Regions from separate parts of the Homo sapiens genome. Here all the other regions are linked to region 2. A link is a contact called in ENCODE Hi-C or POLR2A ChIA-PET data. All regions are on one chromosome and are shown on one strand. The core of a region is the stretch at or near the end of the contact, and the rest is flanking DNA. Distances in the headings are between cores, read along the strand shown.

Region 1 (3,045 bases), core at 345-2,844, 170 kb after region 2:
GTGGCTGAGGAGCAAGAGGGCTAAGAATAGCCCCAAACATCAAGTCCTTGAGGAAATGACATCCTCTTCTCTGGTTGGGCCTGGTCTAACTGCTTTGTTGGAAATAAATAACCAAAACGGAAAAAATAAATTAGGATCTGGTTAATGCTTTGGGCTGAAAGGAAAACTTGGGGGAGGGGAGTGATGAGATGGTGAGAAAGTGTAGTTCCAGATCTTTCAGGGGATGCTGCATTCAGATTGTTAAAGAACTATATTCGGTAGTTTACTAGAAAACAGCAATGTGAACCCCTGCTGGTAAATAAGGCAACCGTCTAGAGGAACAAGCATGTTACAAAAGATTATTTATTTTCTTTTATAGAGATGGGGTCTCACTACATTGCCCAGGCTGATCTCCTGGCTCAAGTGATCCTCCCACCTTAGCCTCCTGAGTAGCTATAGGCATGCAGCACTGTGCCTGGCTAAAGGATTCTGTCACTAGAGACCAGAGCAGTGTGGTGGGAAGGGCCAAGCACTGCTAGGGGACACCTTTCCCTAGGAGAGAATGGAGACCCAGCCCCCTCCCCATGATACCATTAGACCTAAAGTCATCAGATAACTAAAGTGGGGTTGGTGGCTTCCAGAATACTGGCTCCAGCTAGAGCTGGAGGGGAACAAGAACACAGAAGTAGGTCAGGGCTTTAAACAATCATCACAATCAAAGAGAAGGATACAAACCAAAGGTACTCAGTCCGTGGCTGGACTGACTAGGGAAGACAGCCATAGCTCATCTCCCAATTACCCTGAAAATTCTCCCGCCAAACTGCCACCCCCAGCCCCATAACTAAAGCACAAGCCACAGGAAAGTTTTAGAAACCATTCCTTTCTTTATTAAACATAGCTTGCAAGTGATAAATATTACAAAGTTTTTTTTTCTTTTAATCCTTTCTCCAAAAATTAGCTTATTATTTGAATCTGTCACTGCTGAAATGCTCAGCAGCATCTGAAACAGATGGGAGTGTATTTGCCTTTTTGAAAACCAGTTTCTATTGGTCTTAGTTTTTTCATTTTATTTCCCAAACACAATGCAGAAAATCAGAATGAGTTAAAAAAGAAATAAAGGAAACTTAAAGAGAGTTGTGCAAAAGGGTCTTGTTCCCCTCCCACCCACCCTATTCAGGGAAGGCCATTCCCCATCCCACCTCCCTGCTCCCCACCCCCCAACCCCAATCTATCCTTTCACCTTCACCAGGGCTTCACCCATCACCCTGTACCCTCTCCAGGCTTTATCAGCCCAGAACCTAAAGAAGAGAGTAGGAGTACTCAGCCCAGGCTGTGGGGAAATTGGGCCCCTGAAGGAGACAGACTGTGAAACAGCTGCCTTTAGCGGGGTTCAGATGAAATCTGAGGAAAGGAGACAAAATGTGGGCTGTGTCTGCGCTCTCCTATTTTATCACCAAGATGGGGGAAAAGTTACACATCCTGTAGCTCACAAAGGGAGTAAATAACTAAAGCACCAACCTGGGGCATTCAATTGTCAACCACCCTTAAGGGCTCTGTGGTTGGCTGTGAGATGGGGCTTGAGGCCTAGTCCCCGCCCTCAGATGACTAGAGGCATAAAGGCAAAGATGTCACTGGTCTGATGCCCTGGACATGACTCTGCTGCCTCTCCCAAATCAAGGGTAACCATAGAGGACTGGCAGTTCTCCAAGAGCATTGTCATACACATAACCACTTCAACGCGAGTCACTTTCAGTTCCTCCCTGGTTTCTGGGCCCAACACTTTCCTCACCTCAAGTTGTTTTTTGGTTTTGGCAGGTGAGAAGTATAGAATTTTAAACTTGGTGGCCAGATGATCCCCCTCTTCACTTCACAGATAAGAAAATTGATACTCAGAAAATTAACTCTACCAAAGATCATATAGCAAGTTAGTAGGAGACCCCAGGTCTCCAGATTGTAGCCCCCTCAACCCCTTTTGTGTTGGTGGTTCTTTTTACTCTACAAAGTCCTGGACCAGGAGGTCTTGGCTTTCACAGGAGCTCAGCCTCACCTCGGTTCACGCAGCCTAAGGCTGTGCAGATGGATGTGGCTCTCACTAGGTGAAATTTCCTCAGGATGACTTATTAAAATCCTTTCTATCATCCCCTGACAATCCACCCTCAAAGGCCCATAAGACTAGGTTCTTTCTTTTTTGAGGAGGTGGGGTGGGGGAAATCCCTTGCATAAGAAAGCTTGACACTGAATTTTGTTATATAGGTATATTGTATATATGCTGATGCAATCAGAGGAAAAAAACAGTGCAAATACAATTACAATTCATAATAATACTTGGTTTCGATGCCCCCGGGAACTGCCCCATTCCTCGGCTACCTCCCAGCCCCCAGCACTTCCCCACAGTATCAACCTAATGCTGGGGGATAGGGAGGGTGGGCAGGTTAGGGTAGGGAGTGGGCTCTGCCAAGGCAGTGCTGGTGACCCGGAGGGACTACTCCAGGGTGGGGAGGCAAGGCACAAATTAGGGGTGGGTGGTGGGGGAGGTGGCATCTCTAAGGAGGGATGGGGTTGGAGCAGCTGCCAGTCTCAGTGTGCTGGGCCCGGCCCACTCCCCTACCCACCCTCCACAGCCCTGCCTCCCTACCCCCTCCCCTTCCCCAGAAACCCTTTTGCACGGATCATACACAAACGGGCACATTACAAAATGACATAACACAGTTTCACAATATCCATGGCTAGGGCTTTTTTTTCTCTTTTTCAGGTTTTTTTTTTTTTCTACACAATGTACAATTCCTTTTAAATGGATCAAGAAATAGCTTATATACATGAACGAGTCCTTGTTATAACATCTCGGCAGCAAATATCATAAGCTAATGAAGGTCTTGATGGAAAGGATGGGAGCCTAGGACGGGGGTGGGGGTAGGGGGTGTGGAGAGAAGGGTTATGCCTTCTGGAGGAGTGGGGAGAAAAGGGAATGATTAGGGAAAAGGAACAAAAGTAAAATATCAAGAAGCATCTTTACAAAGCAGTTCTATAGCTAATTCCTTTTAAAGGGGAAAGGAAAGGTAACCAAAG
Region 2 (3,295 bases), core at 11-2,510:
GTTGCAGATGTGTCATTCTCTCATTCCTCAAACATATGTACACTGTATTGTGCACATAGTCATTAGAAAAATCCCTTATTGAGGCCGGGCACAGTGGCTCACGACTGTAGTCCCAGCACTTTGGGAGACAGAGGCGGGCAGATCACTTGAGGTCAGGAGTTGGAGACCAGCCTGGTGAAACCCCATCTCTACTAAAAATACAAAAATTAGCGGGGCATGGTGGTACGCGCCTGTAATTCCAGCTACTCAGGAGGCTGAGGCAGGAGAATCGCTTGAACCTGGGAGGCGGAGGTTGCAGTGAGCCGAGATGGTACCACTGCACTCCAGTCTGGGTGACACAGCGAGACTCCATCTGCAAAAAGAAAAAAAAAAGAAAGAGAGAAAAATCCCTTATTGAGCAGGAAACATAGCTTATGCCCATAATCCTAGGAGTCGGGAGGCTGAGGTGAGAGGATCACCTGAGCCCAGTAGGTCAAGGCTGCAGTGATCCGTGATTCATTGCGCCACTGACTCCAGCCTGGACAACAGAGCCAGACCCCGTCTCAAAATAACAACAACAAATCAGAGAGAGAAAAGAGAAATCCCTATGTAGGTCTGCAACAAAATAAACACGGATGGCAGGTGTGGGGGGAGGACATGGAAACGCAATCGAGGACGCAAAGGTGCCCCACCCCAAGAAGGAGTAAACAGTATCTAGGCCAAGTTGGGGAGGGGAGGAAGTGAGGAGGAAAACATGGACGGGCGGTGGTGTTGGCCGGTGCAGGATGGGAGAGGAATTTGCTCCTAATACTGGCCTCCTGGGCCTTGGCTGGAGCATTTACGGCACTTCACAACTCTCAGACTGGGCGAGTGGCCATGAGGGGAAAACCAGTGCAAATTCCCCAGGCCCAATTGTCCGGAAGAAGACGAGGCAAGTCCGCGTAAAGATTTTTAGACGGTGTACCTTGGCTAGGGAACGGAGGGGCGAGGGAATTCGGGACCCAAATCCCCTCTAAGGCCCACATTAATAACTACCCCCAAGAGGTTGCAGCGCAACCACTACTGGAACGTGAAGTCCCCGGCACGCCCCAACAACAGGACCATTGGCCACGCCCCTAGGGGCGGGGCACTGCATGGAAAGCCCCGCCTTCGCCCTAAGGCTCCGCCTCTGACCTCTGCGCAGGCGTAGCTCAAATCTTTCCCGCCCTCTAGTCGTGCGCGGATCTGACGCCTGACGTAATTGCGTAGACGCCATTTTAGCCGGTCAGACAAGCACTGGACGTGGCGGCCATTTTGTTTTGGACACCGAGCAGGAGCTGGCGGCCGCTGCAGACGAAAGGCAGGAAAGGGCAGGCCGGGTGAGCAGACGGATCGGCCGACTAGACAGCCAACCAGCAACAACGAACTGAGCTCGCATACTACCGCTTACGCATCTAACCAACCGCCCATCTAGCTAACCCGAGCCCCTCCACCGTCAACTCAGGTTCGGCCGGTCCCCGGCCCGCCTGCCGGAGCCGTGGTGGCAGCCCCGGGAGGAGCACTGGCGTCTGTTTCCTTCGGTGAGTTTCGGTAGTGAGAAGGAGCCGGGGGAGGTGCGGTCTTGAGGAGCGGAAGGGGCCGGCGGACGCGGAAAGGGGGTGGTGGCATGTGGACATAGCTACGGTGTTGGAGCGTGGAGGCCCCGGGGAGGAGGCGGAGCCCCTGCGAAGGGGCGGGGGAGGGGCTGAACTGGAACCTGGTGGCGGGATTGATGGAGGTTGGGGTTTGATAGGATAAAAAGGAAACTTGGCGGGTAGAGCAGAAGTGGAAGTCTTGACAGGGCTTTGAGGATGGTAGGGAGATTAAGAAGTACAAGACTTTGAGGAATGTTGGAAATTAATGGCGGCTTTAGGGTTAAGTTTTGTGGAGGGCTCTTTGCGAGCTAATTCCCAGGTGAATTTAGAAAACCTTTCCTACTCCCCCAGATCGTCAGTTTCTTGTTAAAGTCCCTACTTGATTCTGGAGTTGAAAGCCACTTTTGAAACTAGGCATGCATATATATATGTATATATATACATACATATATATATATATTTTTTTTTGGGGGGGGACGGAGTTTCGCTCTTGTTGCCCAGGCTGGAGTGCAATGGCACGATCTCAGCTCACTACAACTTCCGCCTCCCGGGTTCAAGCGATTCTCCTGCCTCAGCCTCCGGAGTAGCTGGGATTACAGCCATGCGCCACCACGCCCGGCTAATTTTGTATTTTTAGTAGAGACATTTCTCCATGATGGTCAAGCTGGTCTCGAACTCCCAACCTCAGGTGATCCGCCCGCCTCGGCCTCCCAAAGTGCTGGGAAAACAGGCGTGAGCCACCGCGCCCGGCCCTGCCTGTATTTTCACTGTAGATCAGTGGTTCTCAACTTTAGCTGCACATTAGAAGCACCTAGGTAGCTTTCCCCCGACCCCACAATTGGTTCATTTCCAAACCTCATTACCAGAGATTGTGGTTTAATTGATCTAGGCCCAGATGTCTGTATTTTCTATTTTTTTAATTAATTTATATTTTTATAGAAACGGGGTCTTACCATGTTGCCCAGGCTGGTCTCGAGCTCCAGGGCTCAAGCATTCCTCCCGCCTTGGCCTCCCAAAGTGCTGAGATTACAGGCGTGAAGCACCGCGCCCGCCCTGTCCGGCCCTATGTTTTAAAAGCTCCTTGGATAAGTCATATGTAGTCAAGGTTGAAAATGACTGCTCTAGAGTAAAAGCCAAACTCGGCCCGGTGCGGTGGCTCACGCCTGTAATCCCAGCACTTTGGGAGGCCCAGGTGGGTGGATCAGGTGAGGTCAGGAGTTCAAGACCACCCTGGCCAACGTGGAGAAACCCCGTCTCTACTAAAAATAAAAAAAAATTAGCCGGGCATGGTGGCACGTGCCTGTAGTCCCAGCTACTCAGGAGGCTGAGGCAGGAGAATGGCTTGAACGGGGAGGCAGAGGTTGCAGTGAACTGAGATCACGCCTCTGCACTCCAGCCTGGGCGACAGAGCCAGACTCTGTCTCAAAAAAAAAAAAAAGCCAGACTCCATACTTTGATTGCTAGATTGGCTTCTGCCGTTTTTGAGAAATTCCCGGGTATTTTGTGGGCCTTGAAGTTTGTTTGTTTGTTTGGGGTTATTTGTTTGTTTTAAAGAGATGGGGTCTCAGGCCAGAGTGCAGTGGCATGATCACGGCTCTTTGCAGCCTCCAACCCCTGGGCTCTAGCGATTCTCCCACCTCAGCTCCCCTGAGTAGCTAGGACAACAGGTGCTGGCCACCATGCACCGCTAATTTTTTTTTTTT
Region 3 (3,155 bases), core at 435-2,934, 140 kb before region 2:
CATCCACCAGTCCCCTCTCCTTCCTTCTTGCTGGCAGACCACACCTTCCACAACAAAGGCCAACAATGCCAAAGACTTGGTCTCCAAGCCTCCTGTGCCTCTAGAAGTGGCCTAGATGGGACCTAGTTCTGGCTGGTGATATGAAGGAGATGTCTTCTGGAGAGTTTATGAGAAAGATTTTCTGCCTTTCTCCAAAAAAACAAAAAAAAAAAGTTTTGGGAGAAAAAAAAAAGTTCCCTGCACTCCCTATTTACTTTGTTTTGGTTTTTGTTTTGTTTTGGTTTGTTTTGGTTTGGTTGGTTTTTTTTGAGACAGAGTCCTGCTCTGTTGCCCAGGCTGGAGTGCAGTGGCGCCATCTTGGCTCACTGCAACCTCCTCCCCCCGAGTTCAAGCAATTCTCCTGCCTCAGCCCCCTGAGTAGCTAGGACTACAGGCATGCACCACCATGCCCAGCTAATTTTTTGTATTTTTAGTAGAGACAGGGTCTCACCATGTTAGTCAGGCTGGTCTCGAACTCCTGATCTCAAGCAATCCACCTGCCTTGGCCTCCCAAAGTACTGGGATTACAGGCATGAACCACTGCGCCCACCCCTATTTACTTTGGACATTGTCATGGAAGGAGCTGTGCTTATTGCTTCTCAAGAAGAGAGAAAAGAATTACCGTGAAACTGGAATGGTTGAGCTGCAGGGATCTCTTATCTCTAGATTTCTTATTATATGAGATAATAAACTTATATTTATAATCCACTTTAAACCAGTTATTTTATTTGTTTACAACTGGAAGGATCTCAAATGGTACAAATTTCCTTTTCCAAGACTATTCCTATTCCAAGAATAATATTCTTGGAATTCCTATTCCAATATTCTCAGAATTTCCTATTCCAAGAATAATGAAGGGACACTCAATCTCCAGCCACCCTCTCTGTTGCCACCCAGAAATTGGACATAATCCATAAGTCCCAACCAGACACTCTCTGGCCAAGGGGTCCACTTGGGCTGAACTCCTGCCTCCTGCCTGTATCACTAGGAAAAGAAGGGATTGAGCAAATATATGGAAAACGGAAGATGGAATCAGATAATGAAACCCCCATGAGAAGTTTGGGGGTGAGAAAAATGATGCTTGAGTTATTCCACTTGGCTTTTTCCACTGATGCAGCTTGGCGTGACACCTCTACTATTTTCTCTCTTTTTTTTTTTTTCTTTTGAAATGGAGTTTTGCTCTGTCGCCCAGGCTGAAGTGCAGTGGTGCAATCTCGGCTCGCTGCAACTTCTGCTCCCCAGGTTCAAGCAATTCTCCTGCCTCAGCCTCCCCAGCAGCTGGGACTACAGGCACAGGCCACCACACCCAGCTAATTTTTGTATTTTTAGTAGAGACAGGGTTTCATCACGTTGTTCAGGCTTCTCTGGAACTCCTGACCTCAGGTGATCTGCCCATCTTGGCCTAAAGTGCCGGGATTACAGGCGGGAGCCACCACGCCCAGCCCCCTCTACTATTTTCTAAATATCCAGGTATGTGACTTCTTCCTTCTGTGACTTCCTCCTCTTTATTAAATCAGCATACCAATTCTAACCCCTCCAGCCCTTGCGTGTGAGGCCCTCCACGGCCCACCCCAGGCATGTTCCTCCCCAGGAGCTGTAGCACAGTCTGCTCCAGTCTGACAGGTCTCACGGTGGCCACCTTCCGAGCCCAGATCAAGTCCTGTCAAGTCCTGCTTGCTCTGTGAAGCCTCCCTAACCACAACAACCCTTCTGCCCTCTACCTTCCACAAATGCTTGAGATTGTATTTCCTCCATCACTTTATCCAGTCTTGTAATTACACAATCATCATCATTTGGCTACCATAAATGTTTGTTTCGTGTAACGAAAACCAGGACCCTACTCTTGAGGTCATGGCCCCAGAGCAAATAGCTGGTGAGGCCACCCTGGCTTGCAAATTCTCAGCCCATGGGAGCAGGCTCTGCCTGCCTCAATTCTGAATCAAAGAAGGACATGTTCACAAAGACTTTATTTGTGAACAACATGTTTTCCATCACCATGCCAACACAGGCTTAATCTTCCATCATCCAAAGCAGCACATCTCATAAACCACAGCTAACATCTTTAACAAACAAAGCGCAGCTTTTTGTGACTGCTTTCACAGGTCTTAGGGTATCATCTCTGCTATCTGCACCACAAACACTATCTCTGGCCACTTCAAGCTTTTCTACATCTACCTCCAAAATAGAAATCTTTATATAGTCTTCTCTACTAGAATCTATAAATTAAAAATTCTGAACTGCATTTGATGCCTACATGTCAGCAGGGGCCTCTCTGTTCGTAACTACCACCACCCTGCCCTGATTCCACCCTGCACCCCCCGAATATGTCCAAAGCCCTCGCCAAGATTCCCACAAATTACAGGAGTCTGTATATTCTGGTGCTCATTTCTGCCTATGGAACCTGTATTCATGCATGAAATATCTGGCCTATACCTTGAGCCACATGCAAAATTCAACCCTTATCTCAATTTCCACCCAACACAAAACAACACAGATGGAAAACATCAACACATTCATGAATGTAGATGATGTTGTTAAATATCAGGATGGGAGATTCTCAGTGAAGCATCATTTCCATCTAAAAAGGAAAGCCACTAGATTTTCCTGAGGTTAGAGAAAATTCAGAGTGCAGCAGAGGAGGAGAGTCTTCCTCAAAACCAAGTGCCACTAAGGGGCATGGAGGCAAAGGAAAAGTCAACCCCCCCACCCCTAGGCAGGTCCTGCTTGCTAGGGGCTGAGCTTCTGGTGAGCAGAACCTTGGCATGGATGATGTCTGATTTCAGCAACAAAGAGGGGAGCTGGAGATTGAGTGTCCCTCCCTAATTAGTCTTGGAAAAGGAAATTTGCAACAGTTGGGAGCCTTTTGATTGCAAAAAAAATACATTAATTGATTTAAAGTGGATTATAAATAGAGGATTATTATTTCATATAATGAGAACCTAGACATAAGAGGTCCCTGGTTTGGTAAATTCTGCAGCTCAACCATTCCAGTGTCTCTGTAATTATTTTCTCTCTCCTCAAGAAGACCATGCAGACCTCCCCTGCCAAAGCCAAGGTATGAAGCAGGATGGCACCTTCCCAGCTCCCACCAAGCCCCTCCCCACCTTCCTTCTGAG

Evidence for each region. Hi-C counts contacts between places; a loop is a spot of excess contacts on that map. ChIA-PET counts read pairs that join two places held with the same protein, here RNA polymerase II (POLR2A). Pooled maps may share reads with other maps.
Region 1: a pooled map shows a loop between it and region 2 (5-fold over the local background). The contact joins the enhancer-like site here to the promoter of CHTOP in region 2. A Hi-C loop is called at or near these places in 1 of 37 single-sample maps with no recorded cell type and 7 of 50 pooled maps. POLR2A ChIA-PET finds 5 or more read pairs at or near these places in 10 of 52 experiments (A673, B cell, H1 and 7 more).
Region 3: POLR2A ChIA-PET joins it to region 2 with 10 read pairs in WTC11. The contact joins the enhancer-like site here to the promoter of CHTOP in region 2. A Hi-C loop is called at or near these places in 4 of 168 maps with a recorded cell type or tissue (HepG2, aorta, ascending aorta and 1 more) and 5 of 50 pooled maps. POLR2A ChIA-PET finds 5 or more read pairs at or near these places in 13 of 52 experiments (AG04449, AG04450, H1 and 8 more).

What each region holds. Positions count from the first base shown.
Region 1 is chr1:153,803,882-153,806,926 of GRCh38, forward strand. GATAD2B (GATA zinc finger domain containing 2B) reads right to left here. Exons shown (of 11, transcript NM_020699.4): 11 at 844-3,045. Among named protein-coding and RNA genes, the nearest start is that of SLC27A3, 30 kb to the left of the region's middle. Within about 2 kb of position 1,595, at least 20 of the 41 ENCODE cell types and tissues checked have a DNase peak (open chromatin) inside an H3K27ac peak, as active enhancers do; they include B cell, OCI-LY7 and PC-9, where a contact is called at or near this core.
Region 2 is chr1:153,632,806-153,636,100 of GRCh38, forward strand. CHTOP (chromatin target of PRMT1) reads left to right here and starts at 1,261. Exons shown (of 6, transcript NM_015607.4): 1 at 1,261-1,538. It also overlaps a transcript of S100A13 not described here. RefSeq lists an enhancer at 1,235-1,344 and a silencer at 1,685-1,764.
Region 3 is chr1:153,491,852-153,495,006 of GRCh38, forward strand. No RefSeq gene overlaps it. Among named protein-coding and RNA genes, the nearest start is that of S100A7, 33 kb to the left of the region's middle. Within about 2 kb of position 1,685, at least 2 of the 41 ENCODE cell types and tissues checked have a DNase peak (open chromatin) inside an H3K27ac peak, as active enhancers do.